Linked DNA regions of Homo sapiens: region 1 is linked to region 2. Evidence: read pairs that join two places in POLR2A ChIA-PET (ENCODE). Cell type or tissue: GM12878. All regions are shown on one strand. Each heading gives the region's core, and the rest is flanking DNA. Links, peaks and the distances in the headings are about the cores only.

What was found. ChIA-PET counts read pairs that join two places held together with the same protein. Peaks named below come from ENCODE experiments on the same cell type or tissue, not always from the same donor. Only the 100,000 strongest peaks of a DNase experiment are listed, where the experiment ranks them.
Region 1: POLR2A ChIA-PET joins it to region 2 with 7 read pairs; 3 of 35 experiments call an interaction of 5 or more read pairs at or near these places.

The regions. Positions count from the first base shown.
Region 1 is chr5:96,907,797-96,913,185 of GRCh38, forward strand. ERAP2 (endoplasmic reticulum aminopeptidase 2) reads left to right here. Exons shown (of 19, transcript NM_022350.5): 14 at 1,165-1,321; 15 at 1,784-1,968; 16 at 4,841-5,002. It also overlaps a transcript of ERAP1 not described here. Among named protein-coding and RNA genes, the nearest start is that of LNPEP, 26 kb to the right of the region's middle. In GM12878, for the core only: no CTCF peak of the experiment used is centred there; no DNase peak of the experiment used is centred there.
Region 2 is chr5:97,165,218-97,170,606 of GRCh38, forward strand. RIOK2 (RIO kinase 2) reads right to left here. Exons shown (of 10, transcript NM_018343.3): 7 at 3,543-3,635; 8 at 2,250-2,774. Among named protein-coding and RNA genes, the nearest start is that of RIOK2, 15 kb to the right of the region's middle. In GM12878, for the core only: no CTCF peak of the experiment used is centred there; a DNase peak (open chromatin) is centred at 2,404; H3K4me3 peaks cover 1,008 bases; H3K27ac peaks cover 1,068 bases.

The DNA of each region.
Region 1 (5,389 bases), core at 129-5,128, 260 kb before region 2:
TGCTTGAACCCAGGAGGCAGAGGTTGCAGTGAGCTGAGATTATGCCATTGTACTCCAGCCTGGGTGACAAGAGCAAAACTCTGTCTCAAAAAAAAAAAATATATATATATGGCAGACCACAGAATCATGGAGTATATGGTCCAGCCTTCCGTCTTCAGGTGAAATTTTTGAAAAAAATTTCCATAAGTCTGTTTTAAAGCAGCAAGTCATCGTGATTGAGAAGATTAAAGGGACAACAAAAGTTGGTTCTTTTTCATTTCCTTCTGGTCTCTGTTCCCTCTTTTTAGACAGGAATTTAAAACATGTATAAGCCCAGAAGAGGTAGAGCACTATGTTAATGATAAGCCCAGAGGAGACACCCTTTGTTCTGGAATCAGTTTCCACATCACACGATTGTGTTATTCTGGGAGTTGGGTGTTCACAAGAATGGCTTATAGACTCTGTGTGCAACATAGCCTCCCAGAAACACACCTGAGGAGCACTTTCCAATAGTGAGGTTATAATCGTTCGTTTCCTCTACAGAAGATGCCCCAGCATTTTGTACTTAGAATAATAAACCTGTTATTTATTCTTCTCACTAGAAGAAAACGTAGAGAAGGCATGTAACTTTAGAATCTAAAAGATGAAAATACTTGTTTTGTCCTATTCACAATGATTACCGCTTCTCTGATAGGATTAAGGACAAACATCAAAGAAAAACAAGACATGGCACCTGTCCTCAAAGTTCCCAATGTACTTGGAGAAACAAGTCAAACCCACACATGAAGCAATTAGAGAATGAAATCATGTGTAAAAAGTTTGATATTATTTGGTACTAAATGTTAATATTGGCTAATATTTATTTCATTTATTAACCTTTTGCTATGTGGTAGACATTATTCTAAATGCTTTTTAAAATATTAGGTCATTAATCCTCACAACAAGCCTATGAGGAAGATAGTATTATTATCCCCATTGTATAAAGAAGGCAATAGGTCCAGAGAGGTTTGGTAATTTGTCCAAGATTACTCAGCTAGTCAGTGGCAGAGCTAAGATTTAAACTGAATGGCCCAGCTATAATGACCTACTTCTGTTATTGTTCTCTATTTCATATTTGTTTTAATGTTAAAAATATTAAAAACTATAAGATATGCACAAACCACTGACATTTGTTTTATACTTCAGTGCAGGGAGACTGACCCTAGACAAAGCTCTTGACATGACTTACTACCTCCAACATGAAACAAGCAGCCCCGCACTTCTCGAAGGTCTGAGTTACTTGGAATCGTTTTACCACATGATGGACAGAAGGAATATTTCAGATATCTCTGAAAACCTCAAGGTTTGTGTTGCTTTTAGAAAATGTATTAAGTAAATACACAGTGTCTGGAGTATCAGTCAGGCTCAGTTTGTTTTGTGTGAAGTCCTTGAGGTTAAATCTGGAGCAGCTCGGGGGACTGACTGATAGCATGTAATGGTCAATGACCCTTGTTCTTTACCATTGCCAATCCTAAGAGCTAGATACCAGGATCATGTGCAAAACATCTCTACTAAAGGTGATTTTATTTTATATCCATTGATATTCCCCTTTCAGATAGGAAATTAAACCATGTTTAAATGCAAAAACTGTTTCCTAAGTATGGTGGGTAACAGCCAGAAAAAGATAAGAGAAATACGAAGATACACTGTTTGGGGAAAGATTGGGAAAGATGCAGAAAGTTTAGAGTTGAGCCCTTTAGATGGGCAAGAACTGTGTTAAGGACTAAATTTAGCCTCTCTGTTAACCATCTCATATTTTCTGCAGCGTTACCTTCTTCAGTATTTTAAGCCAGTGATTGACAGGCAAAGCTGGAGTGACAAGGGCTCAGTCTGGGACAGGATGCTCCGCTCGGCTCTCTTGAAGCTGGCCTGTGACCTGAACCATGCTCCTTGCATCCAGAAAGCTGCTGAACTCTTCTCCCAGTGGATGGAATCCAGTGGAAAATTAAAGTAGATGTAGACTTCTGTCCTACCCTTTGTTCTTTTCTCTTTGATGTAAAAGTCTTTGATCAAGCAAGACATTAGGTCTAAAACCTTTTAGTGAGGATAGAAAAAAAAACATGCTGGGCATTACAAACCCTGTTTCATGCTCTCACATTGTAAGTGCTATGTATGGAGACTAGTACAATCTCTACCATGAAATGTAATGGTGTCCATTATTCCGGTGCTGGCTGGATGCAGTGGCCCACGCCTATAATCCCAGCACTTTGGGAGGCCAAGGAGGGTGAATCACTGAGGTCAGGAGTTCAAGACCAGCCTGGCCAACATAGTGAAGCCCTGTCTGCACTAAAAATGCAAAAATTAGCCAAGTGTGGTGGTGCACGCTTGTAATCCCAGCTACTTCGGAGGCTGAGGTGGGAGAATTGCTTGAACCTGGGAAGCAGAAGTTGCCGTGAGCCAAGATCACTTCACTGCACTGCAGTCTGGGCAACAGAGAAAGGCCCTGTCTCAAAAAAAAAAAAAAAACTTTTCCTGTGCCAAATTATTATAAGATGGTATCATAACTTCTCTCGCTATAACTAAATCTGTGAGCTTTTTGAAATCCTTTCTTGAATTCTTCTTTTTAAAAAAGTAATTCAAGTTTTCTTCTTTTTGGACTTTTTTTCCTTGTTGGGATTCAAGCCTGAAATCAGTTTTAGAAAAAAAAAAACTTAAAAAAAAACCTTTTAAATCTATTATTCTCTTCTTTTTGTTTCTGTTTCAATGGGTTGTATGAGTGAAGCTAAAATGTAAACATCCTACTGCCCTATACAAAATAGAATACTATTATTTCATCTTTATGCTAGTTACAAGAAAGATAATCTTAACCTGCAGTAACCTACCTACAGTAGATATAAGTGTTCAACATGTTGAATATACCTATGAAAATATTCTAGGTAAACTTATTTATGCTCACAATCAAAAATATGTGATTAAATATTGTTGGTTTTTTCTAAACTCCAAGATTGCTAGTATGAATTTTAATGAAGAATTTCTTTACATAGATTAATTGATTACTTCATTCATTTGTGGATTTGAAATGTAACTAGTTGCACATTTCCTTTATGCCAGCCAGGTATTGCTGTAGGAGCTAAGGATAAAGAGGTGAACAAAACAACCATGTGGCCTACCTTCAAGAAGCTTACAATGTGTTTGTTACCAATTGTTATAAAGTTGTTCAGCAAAATACACTAAAATGAAAACAATATGTATTATAATTATTTGATCTTTATTATATTATTCAAATGTCACTTGGGGTATTTAAGTACATATAGTATAGAGGAAGTAGCCAAAGCATTAGAATCATAGGGTTAAATCCCATCTGCAAATGGCAAATTATGTCATCTTGTGCAAGTTACTTAACTTTTCTGAGATTTATTTCCGCTTAAAAAAATCAGGATAATAACTATCTCAGAGGGTAGCTTTTGACAGTTAAATAAGAGGTATGGAGACTAGTACAATCTCTACCATATGGTCACTTTGTGACAAATGCAAATTTCTGGCTCCCTCCTCAATGCTCTGTGTTGTGTTTTTTCTGAGACATCAATAACAGTTCTTATTGATCCGTTGACATTTGGGATTAAAAAGTCATATGCCCACTTAGAATAAAAACTGGTTAATGTCCTCAAGATAATAAAAATCAAAATAGTGGTGTCTTTTGTAGAAGGACAGAAAATCATGTCACTGCATCTTAACAGTTTTAAAAAATTATAAAATAACTAGACACTAATGAATTGTACCAAATTAAGACTCTCTAGGCCTAGAGAGTCAGATGACTCCCAGACAGGCCTCAGAAAATGCTCTCAACTAGGCCAAGTGCCGTAGCTCATGCCTGTAAGGCCAAGGGGTAAGAAGATCACTTGAGCCCAGGAATTTGAGACCAGCCTTGTCAACATAGTGAGAGCCCATCTCTACAAAAAAATTTAAAAATTAGCCGGGCATGGTGCTATGTGCCTATAATCACAGCTGCTCAGGAGGCTGAGGCAAGAGGATTGTGCAGGAGGCTGAGGCTACAGTGAGCCATGATCACGCCACTGCACTCCAACCTGAACAACAGAGTAAGACCCTGTCTCAAAAAAAAAAAAAAAGAAAGAAAGAAAGAAAAGAAAAAAATGGCCGGGCGCGGTGGCTCACGCCTGTAATCCCAGCACTTTGGGAGGCTGAGGCGGGCGGATCACGAGGTCAGGAAATCGAGACCATCCTGGCTAACACGGTGTAACCCCGTCTCTACTAAAAATACAAAAAAATTAGCCGGGCGCGGTGGCGGGCGCCTGTAGTCCCAGCTACTCGGGAGGCTGAGGCAGGAGAATGGTGTGAACCCCGGGGGGCGGAGCCTGCAGTGAGCCCAGATCGCGCCACTGCACTCCAGCTTGGGCGACAGTGAGACTCCACCTCAAAAAAAAAAAAAAAAGAAAAGAAAAGAAAAAAATGCCTTCAACTTGGTGATAAAAAAGCATCAAGTAATCATCTTTAAAAAAAAAATCTTATAGCACCAATAGTGGCCACTAAATGATAGAATTTATATAAACCAGTAGTTTTGTATTTCAGAAAGCTTTTATATTTGTTGATTACATCAACTTTCTATTTTCACCTCAGAGTAGGTTAAAATTTTATGCTTATTTTCTTGCTAACATTTTATCATCAGTAGGAGATAAAACACAAATAATTTGCAGAGTAAAAGCACATAAAATATTTTTATAAGAGTTCGGCAGAGAAAAAGATTTAATACATTGAGTACTGAAAGCAGTTCAGAGATTATTGTGTTATAGGACTTAAAATTGTCATAAGAAAAAAGTTTTTCTTTCATAAAACTTTTTCTTCATTTTTATGCTTGATATTACAGTATACCAACAGATGTTTTAAAGATTGTGTATTCTGTGGGTGCTCAGACAACAGCAGGATGGAATTACCTTTTAGAGCAATATGAACTGTCAATGTCAAGTGCTGAACAAAACAAAATTCTGTATGCTTTGTCAACGAGCAAGCATCAGGAAAAGTTACTGAAGTAAGTTCAATAATTTAACTAAATTGTTATAAGTAAACTGACACAAATTCAGTGAAGTCACTAAAACTTCAGCCACCAGTTTTAAAGGCATAAGATAATTGAATCAGAATGTGTATGGCTTTAACTTTACTTTCAGAAAAGAATATATTGACAAAATGCAAATAGTGAAAACAGGTATTCCCTAGTTATTAATCATATGATTGAGACTAGACAAGCGGTTATGTTTTATCTTCAGAAACTTGAAGAAAAATTATTGTTGTAAAAATACATTCTTGCATATAAGATGTGTAAATGATGCTAATCAAACTTATTTGAAATAATAAGTAAATGTTTTTGATAGGAACAAAATAAAAATTATTTCTAAAAAAGTAAAAGTTTAATTGAAAC
Region 2 (5,389 bases), core at 218-5,217:
TATTATTTTTTGCATGCAGCAAAACTGAAGACATAAAATACTTCAGAAAGATCATTATATTTTAAAATTTCTGTGAAGATAAAACTACCTACTGTTAAGTTCTATACATTAACAATTTTCATTTTCCAGCATTTTGTTAGTCACTATCAAAATTTAAAAACAGTAGAATGCTTAAGCCATTGAAATTTATCACCTCCCCACAATTCATCTTCCCTTTTCTAATAATCCTCTCCTCTTCTTTCACTGAACTATATAAATCTGTCTCTCCCTATCTAAATTTTTGAGACTCTTTCCACCTTCACAAACAGAAGATATAATGGAAACAGACAGTACTCATTATAGTCAGCTCCACTAGGGTAGGAAAATCTGCAACCTAGAGACTAATGTTTTTCACATGGCTCAAAGTTTCAATATATGCAATGTATAAAAACTCGGACGATATTAACTCCTAACAGTTAATATTTTTCAGCAACATCTGCTGTTCTGCTTTTACTTTGAATGGAAGTTTTGCCCAGCATGTATCCAGAGTGGGAACAAAATTATTGTTCCCATTCTGAGTTTAAAAGACCATTTAATCCTATATAGATTTTCTTCTATCACTGTGATGGTTAATTTTATATGTTAACTTGACTGGGCCTCAGGGTGCCATATATTTGGTTAAACATTAACTTGGGTGTGTCTTTGAGGGCGTTTCTGAATCAATAAACTGAGTATAGCAGATTGCCCTCCCCAGTGTGGGTGGACCTCATCCAATCCATTGAAGGCCTGATGAGAACAAAAAGGCAAAGTAAGAGAGAACTGTCTTTGAACTGGGACATGGGTCCTCTCCTTTCTTTGGATGTGGACTGGAACTTATGCTATTGTCTCTTCTGGTTCTTAGCTCTTTGGATTTGGACTGGAACTGTACCATGGGCTCTCCTTGGTCTCTAGCTTGTTGACTACAGATCCTGGGACTTCTCAGCCTCCATAACCCCATGGGCTAATTCCTTAAAATAAATCTCCTATTTATTCTGTTTCTTTGAAGAATCCAGTCTAATACAATCACTTACTCAAAATCCTGAGCCTCTGTCACCCCTCTTTTCCTTTTAAGCTTCTGATTTAATTTTCCAAGTTTATTATTTAAATGGCAGTAGCCCTGTGACACAGATACACAGCTATATGAAAAAGGAACAAAATTCTCATGTTTTGCTTCAGGAATAAAACTTTAAAGATAAAGGTAGGCTTAAGATATAAGCCCAAACATGTACTGAAAAATGTTTAATAAATGTATTGCTGAACTAATTTTAATTGTCATATTACTATTTTGAAATAAATAAAACCAATATTTCATTTAACTACAATTTGATTCTGAATAAGCAATCCCAAATCCAAAAATTAAGTTTTAGAACTTTTCCTAATCTAAGCTGAGCCTGATTAATATTTACAAAAAAAAATTATTAAAAGAAAACATAATATCATTAGATAATTTTAACTACACATGAACAAAGGATAGAAGGCTCAAGGTACTAGAGAAAATTCACTGCAGATGTTTCATATAGAAAGTACATTTATTGCATGTTTTAATATTTACATGCCTTTACATAACTCAAACACACATCAGATGTGTAATTAGGAAAATATATGAGGAATAACTCATCCATCTAAAACCTGATCAATGTATCCAGAGACCTGCAATAATTTTAAAATCATCAGTTTGTATATATATATATATTTTTGAGACGGAGTTTTTTGCTCGTCACCCAGGCTGGAGTGCAGTGGTACGATCTTTGGCTTACTGCAACCTCTGCCTCCCAGGTTCAAGTGATTCTCCTGCCTCAGTCTCCCAAGTAGCTGGGATTACAAGCACAGGCCACCATGCCCGGTTAATTTTTATATTTTTAGTAGAGACAGGGTTTTGCCATGTTGGCCTGGCTGGTCTCAAACTCCTGACCTCAGGTGATTTGCCTGCCTTGGCCTCCCAGAAGTGCTGAGATTACAGGCATGAGCGAGCCACTGTGCCCAGCCATCAGTTTGTATTTTAAGGCAGAATTACTTGAAATTTAGTCAATAGGCTGCCTAGAATCAGGTCAATTGAAAAGGAAGCTATTTTGAGTTTTTAACAACAAAAAATTATTTGGCTTTCATTTTATACATCAAGGTGGCAGAATACAATTTTGTCACATCATTTGAAAAAAACATTCTTTTACTAGAATCTAACAAAGTATCAGTCTCAAGACTAAAGTTAAAAAGCAATCGACAGAAGTCTATACCTGAAAGGCCTGAATTCTCTATTTAATGACGACAAGGCAATTAGATGAGGGCATTCATCTTCATACTCGTCAGAGCCAGCAGGGACTCCTCCTTGAACTCTCTGACCATCTTGCCTGTTGTAATTTTCAGTTCTGTTTTTCTCCTCAGAAAATTCAGTTACAGAGTTGTTTTCAACAACCTGCCCTTTTATTTCTTCTAAAGCTTGATTGAATTCAGTCATTTCAAAACTCCGTGCATCAGCACTCTCTTCTGATAAACTGTCTTCCTTTATTTGTTCAGGGTCTCCAGATGATCTGCAATAGCAGCCCTCTGATTCTTCTAGACAGTTCCGTTCACTTTCATTTTCTGACCCGTAAACCTCTGCTTTTTCTGCCACTTCTCCATCTGAAAATGAGAATTCAGATCCCTCTTTTGTTTCAATATTTTTATCATCTGGACCTAATGGATGAAGCAGTTCATCATCTGCCTGCATTTCCTTTGTGTAGCCACTGGCAGAAACCTCCACATCAAGAGTGTCTTCTCTCCTAGAAAAAAAAGGCGTCAAGCATAGAAAGAGAGAAAAAATGTTTATCTAAGAGGAGCAAATATCTACTACTCTGATAAATTATGATTCAAGTGAGTTTAATAGCTTATATGTTAAAAATAAATTTTCCTTCCCTAAAATGTAATATTTAAATGACACAGGTAAACAAATATGAAAGGTATATGCTGGCTGTCATTTTAAGAATAAAATAACTGAAAAGCAACAATATAAATAAAAAGGTTATAAAAACCTCAGCTTATGTTTATTAACTTTGTAAATTAACTTTCAAAGGGGGCTAAGGATTTCCTTCAGATTATGTGACTCATCCCAGATCAGAAAATATCTTAAGTGTATAAAATAAATATGAGAAAACTGAGCTTTGAGAATGCACATGATAGTTATGTTTTGAGAATCAATTAAAGATACCTCCTGGTCCTTGATAAAGGAAAAACACAAATTTCAATGAATGTTTGGTGTTATTCCTTATGAATGAGTTACTCAAATAGCATCCAAAATAGAATAAAAGTTCTTGAATTTATAAGAATCTAGATATGTCCGCTTCCTAAAATTCAGTAACAGTGCCTTAATGGACCAAATGCAGGTATTTTCAAGTTTTTAAGTTTCAGTTATGTACTACAGAGCAATGACATCTAACAGTGATTACGTGTCAAAATTTGGAAAGTTTTTTAGATGAAAATGTTAATTTTTAGAAATACACAGACCAGATATTTAAACTGTTCTATTATGTAAAGCAATGGGGAGTACAAACCTGATATCCTTAAAAGTTGGAAAAAGCTCACTTTCGTAGCTGAAACGTTTCATAAAGAAATCTTTAATGCATTTAACATCTCTGTCAAAATACCTGCAAAAGCAAGAATCATTTATGATATAGTCTTTATTGCTCCTCTTTTTCCTTATTAGCCAATGACAATATACTTATTGGTTAATGGTATTGCTCCTCCTTACACAAGGAGATAAAAGATGTTACACAAAAGAAAAAAGATACAAATGAGTTAACCAGTGTGTTTGAAAAACTAAAATCCAAGGAAATCTCAAGGATATAAGCTGTCAATGCCATGCAGTTCCTACGGTTAGGAAAGTCAAGGTTTTGTCATAGTTACTGGTATATAGTTAGATACACTAGGGAAAGATGAATGTGAACCCCAGGAAATAAGATAATGGGCCTATGGTTTGGGGATAGGTTTCCACTTATTCTGTTCGTCCTGAGTCTGGCTATGCTTCTTATCAGCAACACTCACTAGAACCCCTAGCCAACTGAAAGATCTGACGATAAAAAGATATTAATATTAAACAGTTAAGTTTGGAGACTACTGAATTATGTTTATGTATCTTTGTTATCCATTAGCCGATTTGCAATAACACCCAAAGGGATAAATAATGCTACAGCCTATAAAAATAATCTGAGGACATGTTAATCTGGACCAAAAGTAGAACAATATCTGAATATCAGGCTGCCTTTTTGGGCCACCACAAAGCAGCAAAAATGGATTCAATTCTCTAGAAGATTTCCAGACAAGGGAGAATTAAGGACAGGATAATGTGCAATTGACTCTCTTTGAGAAAGATGAAGTTTGGAAATAGGAAGATAATGCCTCTCCTCTTTGCTCACAGGGTACTCTGGGAAAAATACTAATACATTTTAAAAAGACTATTTTATATATGTTTACATCTCCCTACGAGACAGTAACATTTTCTAAAGCATATATAGGGGTTATTTATATCTCAATCTCTAGCAATTAGCACAGCTCCTTGGCCCCAGAACTGGTTCATAAAAATTGAAATTAAATCACAATGTCTCTCCATAGAACGATGCAGCCTAAACCTAGAATGTCATAATCTGTCACACTCTGGAGGCTCCTAGATGTTCCTTTACTGTGTGACTATGTTACTCCTTATTAATAAAAATCATGATTAGTCATCATCCAAAGAGTACTGACCACCCCAGTGCCAGGCATTAATCTTTTAGTATTATTTTGTTGAAAACGTTTTAAAAATTTATTTTCAAATGACATTTCTTTCTGTAGCATAAGTATAGACATTTTCTACTGGAAACCAGGATGAAGAGACGCTTCACTTAACAAAACTACTTCAAGCTCAATCTCTGGAAGAATTAATATACTCTATTATATAAGTGATACTAGTTGTTAGTTTAGGAAAAAAGTTTCTCATAAAGCTTGGAACAGAAAGAAAAAAAAATCCTTAGTTACACTCAATTGAATCATAAACCTCAAGCAAATAAAGGATAAGGTCCTGTTTCATGACTTGGCTGGCTTGGTTTAAATAAGTAATGTGAAGAATATGATTATCGCAGTATATCATGATTCTGCACTGTGTCAGAGATAAAGTTTTATGTGATTTTTTTTCTAATAAATAAAGCTAAAAGTGACAAGAGGTAATTATCACTGGTTTGACAACTGAGTCCAGTCCAAAACCACAACTTTTATTCAGATCATCGAGATTACTGAGTTATACTTGGTGAATCTCTCTTGGAGGCAATCATGGAACAGCAAGAAAAAGGGAAAGACAAAAGTGGTTCTAGAGTTCCCCACTACACTCCCTACTTTTACCTGTTTTAACAATTGGTCTTCCATCTAA